Linked DNA regions of Homo sapiens: region 2 is linked to region 1. The links are chromatin loops, found by intact Hi-C in ENCODE. Cell type or tissue: mammary epithelial cell. All regions are shown on one strand. Each heading gives the region's core, and the rest is flanking DNA. Links, peaks and the distances in the headings are about the cores only. Region 1 overlaps LOC124904258 (a long non-coding RNA gene). Region 2 overlaps LINC01397 (long intergenic non-protein coding RNA 1397).

Evidence for each region. A loop is a pair of places that touch in the nucleus more often than their neighbours do. Peaks named below come from ENCODE experiments on the same cell type or tissue, not always from the same donor. Only the 100,000 strongest peaks of a DNase experiment are listed, where the experiment ranks them.
Region 2: a loop joins it to region 1, with 24 times the contacts of the local background. A loop is called at or near these places in 8 of 110 quality-filtered maps.

What each region holds. Positions count from the first base shown.
Region 1 is chr1:109,773,943-109,779,309 of GRCh38, reverse strand. LOC124904258 (a long non-coding RNA gene) reads right to left here. Exons shown (of 2, transcript XR_007066303.1): 2 at 3,882-4,238. Among named protein-coding and RNA genes, the nearest start is that of EPS8L3, 13 kb to the right of the region's middle. RefSeq lists an enhancer at 2,109-2,403. In mammary epithelial cell, for the core only: a CTCF peak has its summit at 2,291 (motif pointing left); a DNase peak (open chromatin) is centred at 2,279.
Region 2 is chr1:110,103,897-110,109,263 of GRCh38, reverse strand. It overlaps LINC01397 (long intergenic non-protein coding RNA 1397), which reads right to left. Exons shown (of 4, transcript NR_126382.1): 2 at 236-419. Among named protein-coding and RNA genes, the nearest start is that of UBL4B, 5.9 kb to the left of the region's middle. In mammary epithelial cell, for the core only: a CTCF peak has its summit at 2,958 (motif pointing right); no DNase peak of the experiment used is centred there.

The DNA.
Region 1 (5,367 bases), core at 229-5,228:
GAGACACAGCAAGACTCCGTCTCAAAAAAAAAAAAAAAAAACCTTAACCCCAAGGCGATGGTATTAGGGATGGGACCTTTGTGAGGTGAGTAAGTGCTCTGATAAAATGGATTAGTGCCCTTATAAAAGAGATGCCAGAGAGCTGTGTTGCCCTTCTACCATGTGAGGACACAGTGAGAAGGTGCCTTCTATGAATTAGACAGTAAGCCCCCACCAGACTCCAGATCTACAGGTACCTTCATTTTGGACCTCCCAGCCTCCAGAACTGTGAGAAACAAATTTCTGTTGTTTGTATACTTCCCAGTCTATGCTATTTCGCTATAGCAGCCTGAACAGACTAACGCAGGGACCACTGGAAGATGTGGGAATGGCTTTACTGAGACCAGGAAGGGAGGTGGTTCAGAGGAGGGGAGCCCTGGAGGAGCAGGCCTCTCTTCCATCTGGAAGAGGTCCGTTCGTGGCAGGAGGTCTGCCCTCTCAGCTACTCCATCCCACCCAGACAGAGGAGACAAATGGAGACTGGGAAAAGAAGCCAAACTTTGTTTTTATTTATGTATTTGTTTTAGAGACAGGGTCTTTTGCTGTCCCCCAGGCTGGAGTGCAGTGGCATGATCACAGCTCACTGCAGCCTCAAACTCCTGGGCTCAAGCAATCCTCCCACCTCACCCTCCTGAGTAGCTGGGACTACAAGCATGCGCCACCATGTCCGGCTAATTTTTTTTCTTTTTGTAGATACAGGGTCTCACTTTGTTGCCCAGGCTGGTCTCAAACTCTTGACCTCAAACAATCCTCCTGCCTCAGCCTCCCAAAATGCTGGGATTATAGGTGTAAGCCATTGCACCTGGCCGGAAGCCAACCTTTAAATACCAGCACAAGGCTTGCAAGGGCAGGTTGATGCCCCCTGGGGATCTGGCCCAGGCCCTCCTCCTTTCACCCTATTTCAGGGCCCCTCCTTCTCTGTCTGCGACCCAGGCCCAGACAAAATCTATGACCCGCAAGAATGAAATTTGCACAAGAACTGCTTCCTAAAAGGAAAAGGAAAAGTGAAAAGGCAAATAGCTGTTTGAGAAAAGGTTTCTGACCAGAAGATCTTACAGTCTGGCCAGAGATGCTGGGGCCAAGGGTAGCGTCCCCTGGGAGAGAAGGACTTTGCTGGTCTTTGTGGCACCATCAGCCCTTCCCATCCACCCCTGCCATGCACACTCCTTAACTTCCATCTTACGGAGGCAGAGTGGAGTCACAGGGACCGGGACTAGCATTTCAGCTCCTATGCTCCTTACCGGGGCTCTCATGCCATTTCTCTGACCCTCAGATGCTTTATCTGTAAAGAGGGGATCATAGCACCTTAAGGGTTGATTTGAAAATTGGAAATAATATAAATATCATAGCACAATGTTTGTCATATAACAAGTGGTCATGGAAAAGCATATAGAACTGTATCCGTTCATTGATATTGTCTAAACACAGCCCCACTCCTGTGCCTTTGCTCATGCTGGTTCCTGAATGGAGATGCCCCTTCTTCTTCCCCATCTGGTAAAATCCTACCCATGTTTCAAGGCCTAGATCCAGTAGCAGCTTCGTCAAAGCTTCTGCAGTCCTCACTGTGCAGGGGTGTTCTCTCCTCTTCGGGGCGTCCACGGCACTGTGTTCATAGCACCTTCCAGCCATTGCCAGCTGAGTCACGGAGTTGTTTACTCTGCGGGCTGGGGACCCTGAGTGTAATGGTGCCTTGGCCTAATGCACTTCTGTCTTCATGTCCCTGTCCTTAGCACAGAAGCTGCTGAATAATGCTAGTCAAACACCCACATGCATACCTTGTCATCAGCCCGAAAACCTTCCCTCATCCTCTCCAGGGAAGGGACTGAGCAGAGGAAAGAGACTCTCTTTAGCCACATTCCTAGATTTGGTTTGATTCTAAAGGAGCTGGGGAGCCGGGAGGCCCAATTCAGACACCTCATGGGAACGAGGGTTCTTCTACTGGGAAGGAGAAGCTGGGGAAAGCAAAGACAAGGGGGCACAGTTGGAAAGCTGTGCTAGTGCCAGGGAGCCTAGGCCCAGGAAGGGTGGATGCTCACCCCAGGGCTGTCCAGGTCGGGTCACCAGACCACGCAGCTTCAATGGCCACAGACTAGCCAGCCTCCCCGGGTCCCCCATCTATGCACAGCTGGCCTGTTTCCTCTGTGCCTGGTGCTCCTCCCCACTCTCCAAGGGACACCCACCCCAGGTCTCTCCCTGGACACTGAGCCCTGACAGGAAGGCCTGGGCTAAGGGAACGTGAGCTTGTTCTGCCCCCTGCTGGCCATTGCAGGGAATGGCTCCTTAACTGGAAAGGCAGGGAAGAAGCAGCCAAGGGCTACCTGGCTGGCCCCATGGGATCCACCCCAGCCTCACAGTTCATCTTTCTGGTTCAAGTTCAAACTCTTTGGCCTAGCAAATTCCTCCAGGACCTGGTTCCAATGACTCTTTCCAAATTTATTTCCTACCACTCCATCCCAAAGCCTCAGGCCCAGGTAATCCAGCTGTTCTTTGTCCCTGTGTGTCCTGACCTCCAGCCTCTACAAAGGCCATCCCTCTTGCCAGCAATGCCCTTGCCTTTCCACTCTGCTTCAAGACTCAGTCCACCTCCTTGCTGACTGTGCAGCCCCGGCATCCTCACCTTTGTCCCCTGGCACTCATTGCCTAGAGCTCAATCTTGCCACCTGTGGCTTGTGCCCACCCTAGTCTCATCTGAAACTAAGCCAAAGGATGGCATCACATTGGAATGTGCACAAGCTCAGAGTTTCAGCACAGGCCCCAGAACACAGATGGTGCATAATCAGTGCTGGGCGGGAAAGGCGATCGCATTCCAGCACTCATGTTTCCATGCCATCCACCAGCCTTTGGGTAGTCTTCTTGCAGAGGCTGGCAGCGTCCCTTGGGAAGGGAAAAGGATGGTCTCTGTGTGGGTCTCTGACCAGCCTCCAGGCCCCTTGCCTTCCCACTACTGGTGTCCAGGAGTCACTAGTCTGCCAGGGAGAGGCAGGAAAGAGCGGAGAGTCCCCCTAATGTGCAGCCAGGTAGGAGAGAAATTTGTGACCAAGGGATGCTGACCCCTCCTCCAGGAGGTTTCCAGGCCACTGTCTCCATTCCCAGCCACTTCTGCCCTCCTAACTTCTGTTTCCTTTCTACCTTCTTCATTCATTTGTTTACTTGTTCACTGACTCAGCAATCACCTATTAGGTGCCAGGCACTGGCCTGACTGTGGGTATCCCACAAAAAAGACATAAAACCTGCTCAAAGTAACATCACTTAGTGGAAGAGAAAATTAAGGTATTCACCAATGTCTTACATTAAGGTTTTGGACAGAGATATAAGAAGAGGTGTGCTATCTCAGATCACAACCGCCAAACCAGCTGAGGGGTGAGGGGAGTCCAGGGAGCCTTCTAGAGGCAGAGATGTTTGAGGTGAGATGGCAGGGAAGATGAGGCTTTGGCCAAGCAAAGAAAGCAGGGAGGCCGACGCAGCAGCAAGGTGTGGAGAGGCAAAGTGCTGCAGGTGCCTTCAGGGAGCTTTGGGTTGTCTTTGTGTCTGGGTTTGCAGCAGAAGGGTGAGACCTGGTAACCAGCAGAGGCAGAGCTCAAATGCCATGTGCAAAGTCAAGGTGTATGATTTTCTTTTAAAGCATGGGAGCAACTGAAGGATTTATAAGCCAGGGAGTGACATGTGCAGATTGGAATTTTAGAAAACTCTGTTGGGCAGAGCTGGAGAGAGCTCAGAAGGGAGTATCCCCTGGAAAGGAGATGGCAGGAAAGGCTCGGGAGGGTGTGGGGGAATAAGGGGTAAAGGATTGTGGGGGGGGGGGTCTGAATTAAAGCAATAATAACAGAGAAGTAAAACTGTCAGCAGATTCTGGAGATTTAAGGAAGAAAAATAGAGGACTCAATGGCTGCATGTGGGAAGTGGATAGTGGGACCAAAGACTGAGATGGGGACACAGGGGAAGCGCGGTATTGTGGAGACAGCAACACCAGTCTGCAGCATGATGCACTTGAAATGTCTCAGGGACATTGGCCAAAGGTGGGCAAGAGATGGTCACGTGGCTGGATTCAAGATGCAGAGACAGGGTGCTGGAGGCATCAAACACAGGCATCTTCGGCTCCCAGACTGTAGCTGAAGCACTCGCTCAGGGGCAGTAGGCAAGGGAGAGAAGGGAGGTCAAGTGAAAGGTCCCATTCTTTTTAGGAGCTCCATGGCTATTCACTGAGGGTACAGAGACAAGAACAGATGAGAGGCAATGCAGTTAGTGAAAAGGCATTCACGTCAGAGGACATGGGCTCATGACAGCTCTTCTAGATACCTGACCATTTCTTTAAATCTCCAAGCCTCAGTTTCCCCATTCATGAAATGGACCTAATAATACCTACGTTGTAGTATTATTGAAAAGAGGCCGGGAACAGTGACTCATGCCTGTCATGCCAGCAGTTTGGGAGGCCAAGGCAGGAGGATCGTTTGAGGCCAGGAGTTCAAGACTAGCCTAGGCAACATAGCAAGATCCTGTCTCTACAAAAAAGTTTAAAATTAGCTGGGTGTGGTGGTACACCCTTCTAGTCCTAACTACTCAGGAAGCTGAGGTGGAAGGATCACTTGAGCCGTGATCACGTCACTGCACTCCAGCCTGGGTGACAGAGCAAGACGCCATCTCAAAAAAGAAAAGAAAAATAATAACCATAAAGCACATCACATAGCTCCTAGCAGAGAGCTAGTACCATGAACAGCAAGCACGGAGAAGCTACAAGTTTCCAGAATCTTCCAAGTCTGCCAGTGTCCCCACTGGAAGTCCCTTTGGACCTCTCTACCCATCAGTCATATTACCAGCTGGATGAGCAAATGCAGCCTGGACCTAGATGTCTGTGCAGCTCCCTTTCGCTTCCCCGAGTGGCACCGGCTGGGAGACCCCAGCTCTGTGGGCTCTGTCCTTCCCAGGCATGGTGTGGGTGGGTGGATGCCACAGCCCAGCCCTCCTGACGCCCCACCCTCCTGACCTCCTGCCTTGCCCTCAGGACCTTCCCTGGAACTGCAGCTTGCTGGGGGAAGGAAGTGCACAGCTGGAGCCCCTGCCCCTGCCCTGTGCCTGCATCCTGGCGGTGTCCTTCCCAACACTCCACCCAGTAGTCCCAGAGGGATGAGGTGGGCTGGAATGGAAAGTGAGGTTCAGAAGTCAGGGAGCCCATTAGAACCAAACTGCCCAGCTCCTCTCTGCAGCACATGGTTGGGGGGCAGGAGAGAGTGCCCCAATCTGGGACCCACACAGGCAAACTTCAAAGAGGTCATCCAGTGAGGCGGCCACCCTTGGCCTCAGTTTCCTCATCTGTAAAACACCATGTTGGGC
Region 2 (5,367 bases), core at 270-5,269, 330 kb before region 1:
AGCCATCCAGGGGCATGCAGGGCAGGTCCAGTGCAGCAGGCTGTGGAAAGACATAAACCCGCCTGCAGCCTCTCTCTCACCCCCACCTCCTGCCCTAGAGAGATGAAAATACAAAATTACATAAAAAATCAATCAGAAAGTGAGGCCAGTCTTTACCAAAGGATCTTCTATAGCATTTCTTTAAATAGCCAGCTCCCCTGGTGCATTTGAAATAAGATAGAATTTGTAAATGTACCTGTACATACAGTGTGGGGGAGACCTGTGGACTCTCTTACTGCAGGGCCTCTCTGCAGAGGGAGCAGGGGGATGGATGAGGTTTCTCCTTGGCCATGTGGGCACTCCCAGCCTCTAGAGGGGAGGACTCAGTGGTGGACAAACCATCAGATGGACAGGATTGGGGCCACACCATGGGAGATGTCCTGAGCAAAGCAGAAAGATGAAAATCAACTGCCTGCCTCCAGCATCTCTTCCTCAGACCCATCCACCCAGCCAGACACTGCCCAGGACACTGGAAGCCACTGAAGAAGACATATTGGGCCTGGGCTTCTAGAAGCACATGAGCACCACAGCTCAGGCTTTGTTTCTCCCAGACCAGCGGCTGCGTGCAGGCAGGGGCCCTTGTGACTGGGGCTTAGAGAGTCATATCTGCTGGGCCACACTTTCTAAACCAGGCTACCTGTTCTAGAGAGTCCTAGTTGGGCCATGAAGATAGAAGCTTCAGAATTAGTGGTGCCCAGAGAAGCCGAGAGAGATGGTCACTACCCAGCTGCTGTGTCTGTGCCCAGGAGACCCCATTGCCTTTCCTAAGGGGGACAGTGGGGGCACTTTGCTGGACCCTCAAATCACATTTGGAGCCTGGAAATTTTATGTTTTCCCATGTAATTGCTTGTGATAATTATGCAATTAGCATTAGAAAATGTAATTGTGTAATCGGAGCATGCAATCAGACAATGATTGCCATAATTAGGGGGGAAGATTATTGGGAATGAGTGGGTCTGGTGACTTGGGGAAAGGAATCAATGTGTGCAGACAGTGCTGGATAGTATTAGGCTATCTTGAAAACAACTGCAAATGCAATTTGTGTCACTGGGAAACAAGCACAATGTCCGGCAGGGAAGATGGATGGGCGTGGGAGGGTGCTTCGGAACAGGTCTGTGAACATCTGGGTTCCTCAGAAGCCCTTTGCAATCTCCTGAGCAGACGGACTGGACATTGAATGCTGAGGGTGTGAACTCCTCAGGATAAAAGCCAAGTGTCCAGCTGCCGGCCTGGGGCCTGCCTTGAGCAATCCTGTTCCTTGAGCCCCATTTTCCTCCTCTGTCTAACGGGAGTGTGGTCACTGCCCAGCCTCCCTTGCAGGGTTGCTGTGAGGGCCAAAATAGGTAGGCCATACCCCCAGGACCTCACACAGCATCCAACCCATGAAGACACCCAGACGTATAGATTTAATTGATAAATGTAAACGGCAGCTCTTACTGTCACCCCTCGACAGTGAATGAAGATCCCACTGTGCCTAGAACTGTGCCCAAAGTGTGAATCCCCACAGGCCGGGGTGGGCCCCACTGCTTGCACAGGTCGGCAAGCAGAGGCCTTTGCTGACTGCTGAGAGGGGCCCCAGGAGGTGGGAAGTTCACAACCACTCCCAGGGGCCACAGGAAAGGCTCATATAGAAGATAAACTATAGCCTCTGCCCACCTCACTCCCTGGAAAATGATGAAGTTATTGCACTTTAATGATGTCAGGCTGGCCTTCCAAGGAAGGTGCCTGGGATGGAGCAGAACCTGGGGAGACAGAGAAGGAGAGCAAAAGCAAGACAGAGAAACGGAGAAGGAATGGAGAATAAGAAAGCCGAGTGTAGGAAGTGCTTGGAAAGGGGTGAACAGTGGAAGGGACACAACGGAAAGGGGATGGGATAAAAAGTGCAGGCAGGGGAGCAGCACCAGGGAAGAAGGTAGAAAAGGAAAGAACTGGGGTGGGCGCGGGGTGGGAGAAGCAGGAGCATGAAGGGACAGTTCATGCAAACCAAGTGCAGTCAGTAGCGCTACAGGCCTCCCTTCTAAGAACACAGTCCTCCCCGCTCTCCTTACAGTCTGCAAATGGTTCACGGGGAAACTTTGGTAGAGAAAGTGGAATCTGGGAAGCTGAGAGCACAAAGCTGTGGTCCCCAGCATAACCTGCTGCCTCCAGCCCATATAGCCGCATCACTCAACAGTGTGTCTCGAGCGCCCATGATGTGCCTGCACCTGCAATGGTGAGGTGAAGACTGGCAGGTCACCAGACACAGCCCTGTGGCAAGGGCTGCCCCAGGCCCACCACTATGCTGCTGGAGACCCCACTCAGCCTGTGCCACCTCCTGTTGCTGTCATCAGGGACCTCTTACCCCTTTGAGGAAGAGGGCTGCTTTGTGCCCTGTCAGGCCTAGCATAGGACAGGACCGGCAGCTCTTTAGGTGGCCCCTGACCCAGGCTGCCCTCCATAGTGCCTGGCACATAGTAGGTGCTCAGTAGGTATGGCCCACTCCCTGCCTGTCATCCACTGGCTGGCATTGGCTGTCTCAGCAGCTGCACCAAAATGGGTTTGGGGCTTCTCCCATGAGGGCCCTAAAGCCTCCTCCCTTCCCGGGTCTCAGGGAGCCGAGGCCCAGGTGAACCTGAGCCTGGGGCCTGCAGGGCCAAGGAGCTGGAGCAGGAGGAAGGCAGCAGATCTCATGGGGCCACAGGAGCCCAGGGGACATCACTTACAGTCCCAGCCCTCTCTGGCTGACAGTGGGTAGTCCAATATCTGAAAGGCCTCAGTCCTCACACCAGACAACCTAAGTCCTGCCCTGTGCTGGTGTCCCAGAGCCCTGGAGAAGTCAGACACTGGCTGGGAGCAGATCAGAAACCTGGCTCCAGAGACCACATGGAACTCACAACTGCTGGAAAACCTCACCGGGCTGTAGCCTGCTGTGACCACTAGATGTCACTGGTGACCTCACCAGCCAGTCCAGCAGCTGACACCAACCAAGCCAGCCTGGGGCCTGGGCACAAGGTCTCACGTGGAGACCAGCCCCCTCCTCCTGCAGATCACCAGCCATACTCCTGCCCTCCTCTTCGGGGTCGTGGTCTGAGCACAGACATCGCCTGGCCCTGAAGCAGGAACAGGATAGTAAACTTTACTATGGAGGCAAAGAAGTTCTAACTCCAGCAGGAGGTGGGCCCTGATCACAGGCTTCACCTGGGAGGGAGCTTGGGTGGGTGTGAAGGAGGAACAGGAGTTGCCCTGATGAAGAAGGATGCCCTGACTGAGGGCCCAGCACACGCAAGTCCATGTGGAAGTGTGGGACTCGGTGAGCTGGAGTGCAGCAAAGGAGTGAGAGGCGAGGCAGTCAGGAAACAGGCAGGGCCGTCACCTTCACAGAAGAGCTCTTTCCTGGAGCCAAGACTTCTGCATCCCTGCAGGGCACAAGCACAGGAGTCCCCAAGGAGCAGCCCACAGCTATCACTCACTCTGTCTTACACACACATGCACACGCACACGCAAACGCACGTACACACATGCCCTGCTAACCTAAGCTGGGATCAGCAGGGGGCTTTCTTTCCCACACTGTCTCTGAGCTCCACTGGGGCTCTCGGAACACCAGGACCCCAGCCAGTGTTATGGTGCCAAGAGTGAGTTTCTCCCTCCCTCATGGCCTTCTCTGGTGTGCCCTGGAGGAGACACTGCCCATGGTGTGGCTGGTGGCCCATCATCTCTGTTAAGGGTGCTTTAATCATGATCAACACAGGGGCATCTCCTGTGCCCGTCTGCACTCTGGGCTGTGTGATTTCAGCTGGCAAAAAGTAGTCTGCTTCAACCTGTAGCTGTGGGACTGCCATGCATTTAAACATACCAAACAGGCTGGGCGTGGTGGCTCACACCTCTAATCCCAGCACTTTGGGAGGCCAAGAGGCAGATGGCTTGAACCCAGGAGTTTAAGACCAGCCTGGGCAACAAGGCGAAACCCCATCTGTATAAAAATACCAAAATTAGCAGAGCATGGTAGTGTGTGTCTATAGTCCCAGCTACTGAGGAGGCTGAGGCAGGAGGATCGCTACAATTTTATCATCCTGCCTCAGGATGATAAAAGTGCTGGGATTATAGGCATGAGCCACTGGCCTCCATGTGGTTCTTGAGTACTTTTTTCCCTTTTGTTTCCTCTTAAAGTGCTTCCTGAAAAATCTACAATTTTATCTTGGTTGCAAGAATAAGGAAAAAAAAAAGATTTCTTCCCATCTAGGCCAGATTAGATGGAGAAGCAGAGGGCCTCCTGGGCCAGGCAGAATGGTAGCTATATTCTGGACATTCTACAAAGGTCCAGCTGAGGGCCTAGACTTGGCAGGCACCCCCCCTGGGAATGGCTTTGATAAATGTTCCCCTTCCTACAGGGGTGACTGCTTCCTTGAAGATCTGTGTCATCAACCAGAGCGACAGGAACCCTCCACCACGTGGCAAAGATCAAACACGATGCATTAAAAGCCAGGACCAAGAAGGGGCCCACAAAGCCCTGCCCTGAACACCTCCTGCTCTTGCTGGTCTTGCAAGTCTACAGCCAGGTGTGGGTGGAGAAGCCAGTGGCCAATCTAAAGATGCTGCCACATGGATCGTGCAGGACCAGAGAGAGTCCTTGTTGCTCCTGGCGAGATACAAAGGCTGGTCTTTCACCAGGGCAGCTTGTGCTAGCCTTTCAGCCTGACTCTTGGCCTAAGGGTGCTAAGGCGAGTCCTTGGGTGAGATTCCTGCTAACAAGACCCCTTCTGTCAGTTGAGGAAAGCAGGCTCCTGCCAGAGAAGATGACATGGAACAAGCTGCATGACATCTGCCCCAGAGGAAGCCAAGACCAAAATGAAGGAACAAGGGAAAAAGAGTGAGAAAGCTGGGAACAGAGTAAAGCTGGGCTTGGGGGAACTGAGCTACCTGTAAGACAGATCTCTGTTAGGGGAAGAGAGACTAAACTACAGCTGAACAGAACAAGGGGCTAGTAAACTTGGATTTGACTTAGGCTTGATTAACCCCAAGGAAGTCCAGTTGGCAGGTGGGATGTTGGGTTAGGGTTACAGTTAGGGTTGGCCTATTATTTTGTTTGACTTCCTGCTCCTCTAGCTGGTAGCACTAGCCACATGCAGCCACTCATCAGAACAAGCTGGAGCCAAAAGCAAGAGGGAGAATATTTAAATCCAGCCAACAGCTGATTGGATGGTCCCATGAGCAGCATGGACTGTATGGAAAAACGGGTCCGATCAGGGGCTGCCTCAAGCTCCATAGCAGACCATCAGAACTACTTCAGTGGAGTCATTCCTGGTATCAAAACCCAAGTGACTACCTGTTGGACCAGCAGCCTCATATCCT